Regions from separate parts of the Homo sapiens genome. Here region 2 is linked to region 1. The links are chromatin loops, found by intact Hi-C in ENCODE. Cell type or tissue: endothelial cell of umbilical vein. All regions are shown on one strand. Links, peaks and the distances in the headings refer to the core of each region. The heading gives the core; the rest is flanking DNA. Region 1 has its middle 97 kb from the start of DLX2-DT. Region 2 overlaps LOC107985960 (a long non-coding RNA gene).

Region 1 (5,384 bases), core at 288-5,287:
GATATTTTGGCAAAGTTGACTACAGGCTATTTGTCATAAAACTTATTCTATTTCCTGCAATACTTTTTTATATGAAATTAAAGATATATTTTTCCAGAAGAAAAACTTCTAACAGAAAATATCCAGATTTTGTGAGGCAGGACTAAGGAGAGAGTTTAGCTCTATGGTGTCTAAAATGGTAGTTCTTGTTTTTGTTTTTATTTTTATTTTTATTTTGAGATGGCGTTTCGCTCTTGTTGCCCAGGCTGGAGTGCAGTGGCGTGATTTCAGCTTACTGCAACCTCTGTCTCCTAGATTCAAGTGATTCTCCTGCCTCAGCCTCCCACGTAGCTGGGATTACAGGCACCCACCACCATGCCCGGCCACTTTTGTATCTTTAATAGAGATGGGGTTTCACCATGTTGGTCAGGCTGGTCTTGAACTCCTGACCTCAAGTGATCTGCCCACCTCGGCCTCCCAAAGTGCTAGGATTACAGGTGTGAGCCATGGGACCAGGCCTAGAATGGTAGTTCTTAGCCATGTCTGCGCACTAGAATCACTTGGAAAACTTTCTGAAAAATACTGGTGCTTGCAATCTTTAAAGACTAGGAGCAGACCAGTGCTGCCTGGGGCTGGGGTGAGGATGGGGGCTAACTACACATTGGCACTAGGAGACTTGTTGGGGAGAAGGGAAGGTTCTACATATTCTAGATTGTGCTGCTGATTATACAACTATATATCTTAATAAAAAATCATTACACTTACAAGGGTGAATTTTATGGTATGCAAATTATATCTTAATAAAACTCTTAAAAAAGCCGGCCTAGGTGTCACTTCAGAGTAATTAAGTCAGAATCTCTAGAGGTAGAACCTTGGCAACTTTTTCAAAAGTTTCCTAAGTGCAGCCTGGGGAGGAATAACCACTGGCCTAAAACCTTGTTTGCCTCAGTAAGACAATCCTGCCCTAAGGCCAAGAACCTTCCAGACAAATACTACTTAGTAACGCAATTTGGGTTTTCTGAGTATCCCTTAGAGTAATTAAGGCTCCTAAGACTTAGATATGAAGATGGCTGATGCATCTGGCCTACAGTTCTATGGTGAAAATATAAGCAAATGACTGGATGAGTTATTGTAATTTTTTCTGGGGAAACGCCCCTCCTCACGTGCCTGGTGATTATCTGCCTAGTCAGGGCCAGGACGAGGGTAAGGCAAGTGAAACACTCACTTTAGGCACAAAATTTAAGGGGGATACCAAAAAAACTCAATAAATGAGATAAATACTATTGTAGGGCAATCAAAATTGGTAAAAAAAAAATATTGATGATGAACAGAATATCAACATATTAAATAAAGGCAGGATCCTTCTAGTCTCCCCAAGAAGGTGTGGTATCTGTCCTCTCCTCCTCAGAGTCAGGGCCACATTTAGCTGGTTCTGTAAGAAGGGCCTGATGGCTGTCTGGGCCTGAAACAGGAGGACTCACCCCCAGTCCTTGCTGCTGCTGTTGTGCCTGTGGGTGCACAGATGTCCTGTCTTTCTTCTTGTTGAAAGATAAGGCAGCCAGCTTTCTGGAGACCTGTGGGTTCCTGAAATACCACAAATGTGCACTGAGCCCTGACTGGGTAGTAAGAAACAATTCCTTACTCTCCTTTTTTCTCCCCAGGGCACGGGAGAGTAGGTGTGGTCTCCAAGGTTGTCTGTGCTTCTATTTGTATTCTGTAGGCCTCTGTCTCTCTATAAAGAATCCCTTCTTGGTATCCAAACCTGGAGCTAGAAAATAAGTCTCTAGTTCATAAATTTATGGTATCATCCAGGGGATGGATCCAGGTTTTCTGGAATGTGAAGCCTATCTCATTTTGGAGGATTTCCTTAAGAAAAATAATACAAATTTATAAATACAAAATTAAATTTAGGGCTTTGGAAGGGGCCCCTTGCAAATGAAGGGCACTTAAGCTACATTACCCTTATGGCAAAATTGTCTCTGATCTCACTTTAATATTTTATTTTCCTTATAGCATTGCAGGATTTCTTTCTGCAATTCACAGCTCCATCTGCCCAGAGGCCTTAGGAGTATGTCTCAAGTCTTGTCTTTCAATTTCCTTTTTTTGAGACAGAGTCTTGCTCTGTCGCCCAGGCTGGAGTGCAGTGGCGCAATCTCGGCTTACTGCAACCTCCGCCTCCTGGGTTCACACCATTCTCCTGCCTCAGCCTCTCCGATTAGCTAGGACTACAGGCACCTGCCACCACGCCCGGCTAATTTTTTTGTATTTTTAGTAGAGATGGGGTTTCACTGTGGTCTTGATCTCCTGACCTCATGATCCGCCCGCCTCAGCCTCCCAGACGGCTGGGATTACAAGCGTGAGCCACCACGCCCAGCTGTCTTTCAATTTCATAATTCCAAAAGCCCTAGTATTTTTTCTTTTGTGAGATAGCGAAATACTTAAGAGAATTAGTTATAGCATCGAACTGGCTGATTTTATATCCTGGCTCTGCCAAACTACTTGTATGAGTTGGGAAAATTATTTAGTCTTTTTGCCTCTATTTTGGGCTCTGATCTTACCTCATAGGGTTTTGTTGGGGAAGGACTAAATGAGATAATGTGTATGTGGGGTGAAGAACAATCCCAGACAGATAGAAGACAATAAATGTTAGGTAGTGTATCAGCCAGGATTCTTGGTTGTAAGCAACAGAAACTTACTCTGGTTTCCTTAAGTGGAAAAGGAAATTATTGGATGGATGTTAGTTCACAGAATTGGCAGGAAGTTTGGAAAAGCAGATGCTGAAAATAGGAAAGTACTAAGAGAGGCCAGGCAGCAGAAATAATCTGATGAGGGCATTCTGTTGCTGCTGCTAGACCCACATACCACTGCTGGATTCTGCCATTGCTGCAACCCTAATTTACCCATCCCTTCTTCATGGGGTCCCTTACTTAAGATTCAAAATCAATGGTAATCCCAACTTGCTGAGTCCCAAGGTTAGAGAGATGCAGTTCTCTCCATGTTAAATTCTGTAGTAGAAGTTGGGGTATCTTACAGTGAGGGATTCTACCCAAATAGGAAGATGGTGTGGTTGTTGGGGAACAGAAATCTCCCAAACTAATCCTATTGTTTCTGTAGTGATTCCGTTGCTGTATTATTAATAGTTAATGCCTAATAGAACTATGCTGCAGTATGAGATTCTGCCAGTAGGTGCCACTCTTTGACATGAGCATGTACCTTAACCTCTTAACTCCTCAAAAGTAATCGGCTATTTTTTCCACTGAAATCAAACTGTGATGATCAATTCTTAGGTTACAGAAAATGGATTCAGATGGTCAATTCTTAGGTTACAGAAAGTGGATTCAGTTCTCTTAAGTGAAAGCTTGCTGTCCATAAATTTATGTTAATTCTTTGGTACCTATTGCTATTTATCTGACAATAAATAAGAGCATCTAGTAAATTAAACAATGGAAAAACACAGTACAGCTAATTCTTTTATGATGTGCTTTCAGAATTATAACATTATATTGCTTCTACATAAAATATTATTTTCTGCTAGAAGTATTTCCTGGAACATGATGGAATTAGATCAGTGAAACATGGCATTTCCCGAAGACCAGGCATAGGTTGGTGTTATTTGAAGAGCACTGTGAAAACATAAGTTCTCCAAAGGCGAGTATTCCATCTCCTGTTTATCAGTGCATACTCTGCGTAGTTCTCAATACATAGTAGGTACACAGTTAGCTGTTAAATAAATGGGGGAAGGAAGGAATGAGCATTGCAGGTTGTAGGTGCGGTACTGTCTGGTCCCATGTGAGAATCATTGCCAGTCTGAAAAGTCCTTAACCTTGAGCTTTGACTCAGGTCCCAGTTTATGGGTGTGATTTCTTTCCATTCATTTATTCGTTTGCTATTTTTTTCATATCTTCAACCAAAATACACTGATTACTTACCAGACAGCAGCACTGTGCCAAGTACAGCTGGGAAGATTTGTCAGCAGAGTCTCTTGCCTTTGTGGATTTCATGTTTGAGTTTAGGAACAGACACACAAAGAGAACTACAAAATAGTGGGGTCAACTCAAGGATAGAAATATGTACATGGTATTAGGACAATTCAGAAGAAGGGTGCCTCCCCCAGCCTGGGAGGGTCAGAGATGATCTTTAGGAGGATAAAAACCTAAACTGAATTTTAAAGGGATTCTTCAAAATATCTGACATGTACATAAAAATCAATGTACATTTTAATTGGTCTCATAGGTTTGATATTGTAGACATCACTATGAAGTGAAGAACCTAGTGCAGTGCCTGGAACATGGTAGCTGCTCAGTAATGAACAGTTGTGGGTTAATTAATTAAAGAATACTTGTACTATCTAGGCTGGTGTAATCCACAGTATGCTCTTAAATATAGGATTGATTTTCTAGTACACATGAATTGAAACTTATGGATTTAATTCCCACATCATCTGGTTAGTACACACAGGAAAAGCTTCTGTTTCAAGGTCACAAAATTGAACCTCAAAGCCCATCTGATCCCAAGAACAGCAGCAGTAGAGTGCAATGGCTTACGACAAATCCATCATCAGTACTAGAAAAAGTGAGGAACAGTGTGGGTGCTCCTATCCTCATCAGGTTCCCATCTATGTGGGCATCAGTGTGGAAGATATTCTTTATTTTGAAGACAGAAAATCAACCAATAGCTGTGCTGGAAGGGCCAACTAGAATATTTATTAATTAGATTAAGATTACATTTTTATTCCTTACAATGAATGCTTACATCTATTCCTATAATAAAAGAGTCCCCAAAGAAATCTTGATTAAAATCTATTAGCATATGGAAGTATATTTGCCTTGTTGCAAGGGGAAAATGTTGTCTGAAAGTTTTTTCTTTTGATATATGAAAAAATCTCAACATTACTAATCATTAGAGAAATGCAAATTAAAATGACAATGAGATATCATCTCACACCAGTCATTATGTTTATTACTAAAAAGTCAAAAAGCAACAGATGTTGGGGAGGATGTGAACAAAAGGGAATGCTTATACTCTGTTGGTAGGAATATAAATGAGTCCAACCTTTATGGAAAACAGTATGGAGATTTCTCAAAGAACTGAAAATAGATCTACCATTGGATCCAGCAATCCTGCTGCTGAGTATCTACCAAAGGAAAATAAACCATTATGTAAAAAAGATACATGCACTTGTGTGTTCATTGCAGCACTATTCACAATAGCAAAACTATGGAATCAGGCTGCGCGTAGTGGCTCATGCCTGTAATCTCAGCACTTTGGGAGACCAAAGTGGAAGGATCCCTTGAAGCCAGGAGTTCAAGACCAGTCTGGGCAACTGAACAAGACTTCATCTCTACAAAAAATAAAAGATTAGCTGGGTGTGGTGGCTCATACCTGTAGTCCTAGCTGCATGGGAA
Region 2 (5,384 bases), core at 226-5,225, 88 kb after region 1:
TCTGGATTTAGCTGAGTCCAAGGTGCTTATTTGTGGGCAAGAAGTTCTCCCTTCCAGTGAATGAAACCTGTGCAGTGCCCCTATCCTGCTCTTCCACAGGGGCACAAAAGGCTGCTGGCACAACATGCTGTTGGTGTGGGTGAGGTCGGGTAGTTTGGAGTCAGATCAGCCTGGTTTCAAATCCTGCTGTCCCTCCACTTCTGTGATCTCTGCAAATTACTTGTTTTGCACTATTGTTTCTTTCCTTCCTTCCTTTTGATCTCCGCAAATCACTTAACTTTTTTTTGAACTACTGTTTGGTTTAGTTTCCTTCCTTCCTTCCTTGCTCTCTCTCTCTCATTCTCTCGCTCTCGCTCTGTCTCTCTCTCTCTCGTCTCACTCTTCACCCAGGCTGGAGCGCAGTGGCATGATCTTGGTTCACTGCAACCTCCTCCTCCCAGGTTCAAGCGATTCTTATGCCTCAGCTGCCCCTCCAACACAACGGCTGGTTAATTTTTGTATTTCAGTAGAGACGGGGTTTGACCATGTTGGCCAGGCTGGTCTGGAAATCCCAACCTCAAGTGATCTGCCCGCCTCAGCCTCCCAAAGTGCTGGAATTACAGGCGTGAGCGACCGCACCCGGCTGATCAGGTTTATATTCTGTAAATGGGATGCCTTCTAATTATTTCTTGTAAACTGTGGAATGACTGAACTGATCTTAACATTTCAGTTAACCAACGCAACAAGTAATGCAGCTGTGTGATTTTGAGACAAGTTACTTAGCCCCTCTGTGCCTCAGTTTCCTTATCTGTTCATAAAACAAGTATATTAGACTAGAGATTATTTTCATTCCTAAATTTTGTGATGTTATAGGGCTGTTCCTGAGTGAAATTTCACAGAGGAAAGGATGTACCTCTCAATGGCTGCCATAGCTCATATTGTGGCTTTTATGTTTGAAAAGAGACTTTCATTTTGGAAGGTGGGCGTGGTGGTTGTGATGTCCTGCAGTTTGAAGGAACAAGGCTAACAATCAGAGGGCCTGAATTAGGTACTGGCTCCACTATTTAGTGGCCGGAAAACCTTACAGGCAGAATCATTCCCTGGAAATAAAGCTCCCCTGGATACTATCTGTTCTGTATGAGCATCTGTTCCTCTCCCATGAAATGGACATAACTGTCAGTACCTTATCTGTTGACTTCCCAAGGTGGAGTGAGAATCACATTAAATCATTTACTCAGTCAGCTTGCACTATGCAGAAGATTTTTGGCATTTTGGTGGTATAAACCATAGGTGTGCATATAGCTCAAAAGATTCTATGCTGTGATTCTAATGAACTCTCAAACTCTTTAGATCCCAATTTTACACTGGAGCAGTGACCGTGCTTCTTGGCTGATCTCTTGGCTCTCCCTCTCCTCCATGTCCTTCCTCTACCTTCTAAAGGACGAACTGTTCATGGCTTAATAGCAACCACAGTCTACAATTTATATTCCAGAACTTTTCTCGCTTGCTAAGAAATAACTTCCATTGTTTCTATAACAAGGGAAGTAAGCAAATGACTTGAGGGGCACAGAGGTGAGTTCTGAGTTAAGTATAGGCCTGCCAGGAGTTGGCTTTCCATGAGCAAAACCCAAATTTTCATTCAGATAGAGTATTAGCTCAGAAATCAGAACACCTACTGATCCTCAGTAGGCAACATGAATTAGGCATAAATAAATAAATAAATAGGCTGATTTATTGTTCCTTGACAATGTGGTTTAATTTTTAAATCAAAAGGAAATAATGACTATTTCAAACTAAATGTATGGACTCTTCCTGTTTTTTCCCTCTGATATAAAATTCCATAGGTCTTACTCATTCTTTTTTTTTGTTTAATTTAGCATCCAACCTTTATTTTTATTTTTTTGCTTTAGAACCTTTTTTTTCATGTATACTTTAAGTTTTAGGGTACATGTATACAGGTCTTACTCATTCTTATTGGTGATCCAATTTGAAGTACCAATAGATTAAATGATTTTCCTAAACTGGTGAGTGTCTCTCACAAAATCCATCAGAGCTGGGGCCTGATCCCTGGGCTCTGTTCCTAATGACCATCCTACATGTCTCTATAAATAGACCATTATCAAATGGTTTTTACCGAGCTTGGATTGGATGACAATCATGACTCTCAATTTTCCTTCCTTCCCTCTCATCTGATTTTAAATTATCTCTGACAGTCAGGATGTGATAAATCTACTGTGTTCAGAGTTCGGAGTTCTGAACACAATTTTCCAACATAAGGAAGGCTAGAAATACATATTTGAGACAAAACATGGAAATCCTACCAACTGCTGGTGAATTCCCTTTGAGTTTCTCTCTTCCCTTTCAGGAAATGTTCCTTGGGTCTCCTGTCCTTGTTAGCACCAGCTTCTCCGGTCTGGTTCCAAATCATCACCTTGGCAACATCACTTCCCACGGTCCACAAAGCTTTGGACAGCCAGTCTCTATTTTGCCTTTATCGCCTATATGTTGGCCAGTAGGGTAGAGAAGTCCATGACCTTGCTCATCCCAGCTTTGTTTTGTCCAAACTCTTTTGTGCAAAGAGGAAAACCAGGATTTTAAATCATGCACTGGGCTGTGCTGACACGGTGCCCAGCAAAATAAATCACAACCCCTTTATTTTAGAGCAGCTGGAAATGGACACTTTTAATGGACAGGGGAGTCTGGCCAAAACAGGACTGGGATGAGACAGGATCATCATTTTAGAATGCTGATTTTGCAGGGAGAATGTCACTTCTCTGTTTTTATACATCCTGAGTTTTCTTCCCTTATAGGCAGCTGCTGAGCTGAAGGTGTTTCTGCAGCAAGCGTCCCACTCTCATCTGCATGCTGACTACACAGACTGGGCAAAGTCTGTATCTTTCCAGTCTGTGTGCACACAGGCTAATTTGTCATTAGCTCTGCAAAAGTCATGAGAGGAGGTTTAATTTAATAAATTAAAATATAATCCCCAAACACAAGTTTATAACCAACACTTTCATGTGCATTGAGCAAGGCTTTTTCACTTAGTTGTAAAGGGGAAAAGAACTAACACTTACACTGAGGGCCCACTAAGTCTCACAACATTGTGAGACAGGTACTATTTTGTCCCAACACCTAGCTCCTCTGGGCATTGTGCCAAATGGTGGTGGTGACGATGGGTGTTGATACTGGCAAGCAGCAGGAAAGGGGTTTCAGAGACTGCTTGCCACTGAGTCATCCTGGGAGTCATCTCTGGATAAATGGGTATGACCAACAGCACTGTGATGGTCAAGGGTACCAGCATGACACCTGTATAACTCCATCAAATTATGTTGGACTCAATTTTGTGCCTACCTTGAGGGATAATGTTGATTCAATCACTCATATCTTGCAGTTACACTATGATTTTTTTTTTTTTTTTGAGACAGAATCTTGCTCTGTTGCCAGGCTGGAGTGCAGTGGCGCGATCACGGCTCAGTGCAACCTCCACCTCCTGGGTTCAAGGGATTCCCCTGCCTCAGCCTCCCGAGTAGCTGGGACTACAGGCGCACGCCAACATGCCTGGCTAATTTTTTGTGTTTTAGTAGAGATGGGGTTTCACCACGTTGGCCAGGATGGTCTCAATCTCCTGACCTGGTGATCCGCCCACCTCGGCCTCCTAAAGTGCTGAGATTACAGGTGTGAGCCATCACACCCGGCCAACACCATGATTTTTAAAATAAGACCAAGTTTCGATGTCTCTGAGGGTATCAGATGCATCAAAGGGGCTTGGACACTTGAGTATGGATGCACCCATGAAACCTGACTGTCCATTTTGTCTGGCTGATAACAGCTTAGGGGTGGGAGAAAAAAATCATCCTCTGCAGGAAAGATCTACACCCAAGAGGCAGCAAGGTATAGCAGTTATAAGCACAGATTTGGGGTATAGAATTTGGATTCAGATTGAGATTTATCATCCAAATTCTCTTACTTATTTCATGTGTGACATTAGGTGAGTTATTTAACCTCTTGATGCCTCACTTTCTTCAGCTATGAAATGGAGATGATATATATAGTGCTTATCTTCCATAGGAGTTACAAATATTAAATGAATTAATATATATAAAGCATTTAAAGCAGTGCCTGGGCAGCCAGTCTCTATTTTTCCTTTATTGGCTATATGTTAGCCAATAGGGTACAGAAGTCCATGACCCTACTCATTACAGCTTTGTTTTGTCCAAACTCTTATGCAAAGAGGATAACCAGGAGTTTAAATTATGTGCTGGGTTGTGCTGGCATAGTACCCAGCAAAATAAATCACAACTCCTTTATTTTAGAGCAGCTGGAAATGGACACCTTTAATGGACTGGGGAGTCCATTTAGCAATGTCAATATGTATTTGCTATTATTGTTGTTGTGACACTGGTATCAGTTTACTGGGGCTCCCATAACAAAGTACCACAGACTAGGTGGCTTAAATAATATAAATTTGTTTTTGCACAGTTTTGAAGACCAGGCATCCAAGATCAACGTGTCAATAGGGTTGGTTCCTTTAAAGGTCCACAAGAGAAGGATGTGTTCCAGGCCTTTCTCCTTGGCTTGAAGATGACCATCTTTCCCTGTCTTTTCATATCATCTTTCTTCTGCATGCCATCGGTGTCCAAATTTCCTCTTCTTATAAGGACACCAGTCATATTGGATTTGGGCTCACTCTTGAAGACCCTATCTTCAAAAAGGTCACATTTTGAGGTACTAAGGTTTAAGACCCCAATGTATGAATCTTTGGGGGACATAATTCTGCCTGTAATAGTGCCTAAGCAAGGCTTTTGGTGAAACTCACTTTCAGAGTAGATTTTGTTCTTACAGTGTTGCCTGTTTTTTCCTTTTTTGAGTAATCATTGTAAATTTTCTGCCTTTCTCATATTATCTCCTACTTTTAAACTATTTTAAAAAATCTAAATAAGTATCTTGGTCAAAGTTCTATAGATGCTGAGCTGGGTGTGGTTTTGGCATCTGTAGTCCCAGTTACTTGGGAGGCTGAGGTGGGAGGATCTCTTGAGCCCAGGAGTCCAAGAACAGCCTGGGCAACATAGTGAGAGCTTATCTCTTAAAAAGAAAACAAACATTCTATGGATGCTGAATAGAATGGATTCAATGGTATCTTCCCCAAAGGAAAAAATCCATGAAATGGATTTTTTTTTTTTTACCATTCAAATGGTAACCTAATACCTAAATTTAGGAGCAGTGTCATTTTAATACATTTAAACTTTTTTTGTTGGATCCAGCTTTATTATGTTATTATTGATAACAACCATAAGTAATCACTTTTTCAATGGATTTCTTAACTAATTCAGTTAAAAAATGCTATGTCACTCCAGTCACTAAATGTTGGTGGCCTGCATGATTCATTACCTGTGTTTGTGAGCAGG

The links. A loop is a pair of places that touch in the nucleus more often than their neighbours do. Peaks named below come from ENCODE experiments on the same cell type or tissue, not always from the same donor. Only the 100,000 strongest peaks of a DNase experiment are listed, where the experiment ranks them.
Region 2: it touches region 1 in a loop (12-fold over the local background); 4 of 110 quality-filtered maps call a loop at or near these places.

The regions. Positions count from the first base shown.
Region 1 is chr2:172,197,549-172,202,932 of GRCh38, forward strand. No RefSeq gene overlaps it. Among named protein-coding and RNA genes, the nearest start is that of DLX2-DT, 97 kb to the left of the region's middle. In endothelial cell of umbilical vein, for the core only: a CTCF peak has its summit at 3,168 (motif pointing right); a DNase peak (open chromatin) is centred at 3,193.
Region 2 is chr2:172,285,635-172,291,018 of GRCh38, forward strand. All of the region lies in intron 2 of LOC107985960 (a long non-coding RNA gene), which reads left to right. Among named protein-coding and RNA genes, the nearest start is that of ITGA6, 140 kb to the right of the region's middle. In endothelial cell of umbilical vein, for the core only: no CTCF peak of the experiment used is centred there; DNase peaks (open chromatin) are centred at 2,217 and 2,997; H3K27ac peaks cover 3,082 bases.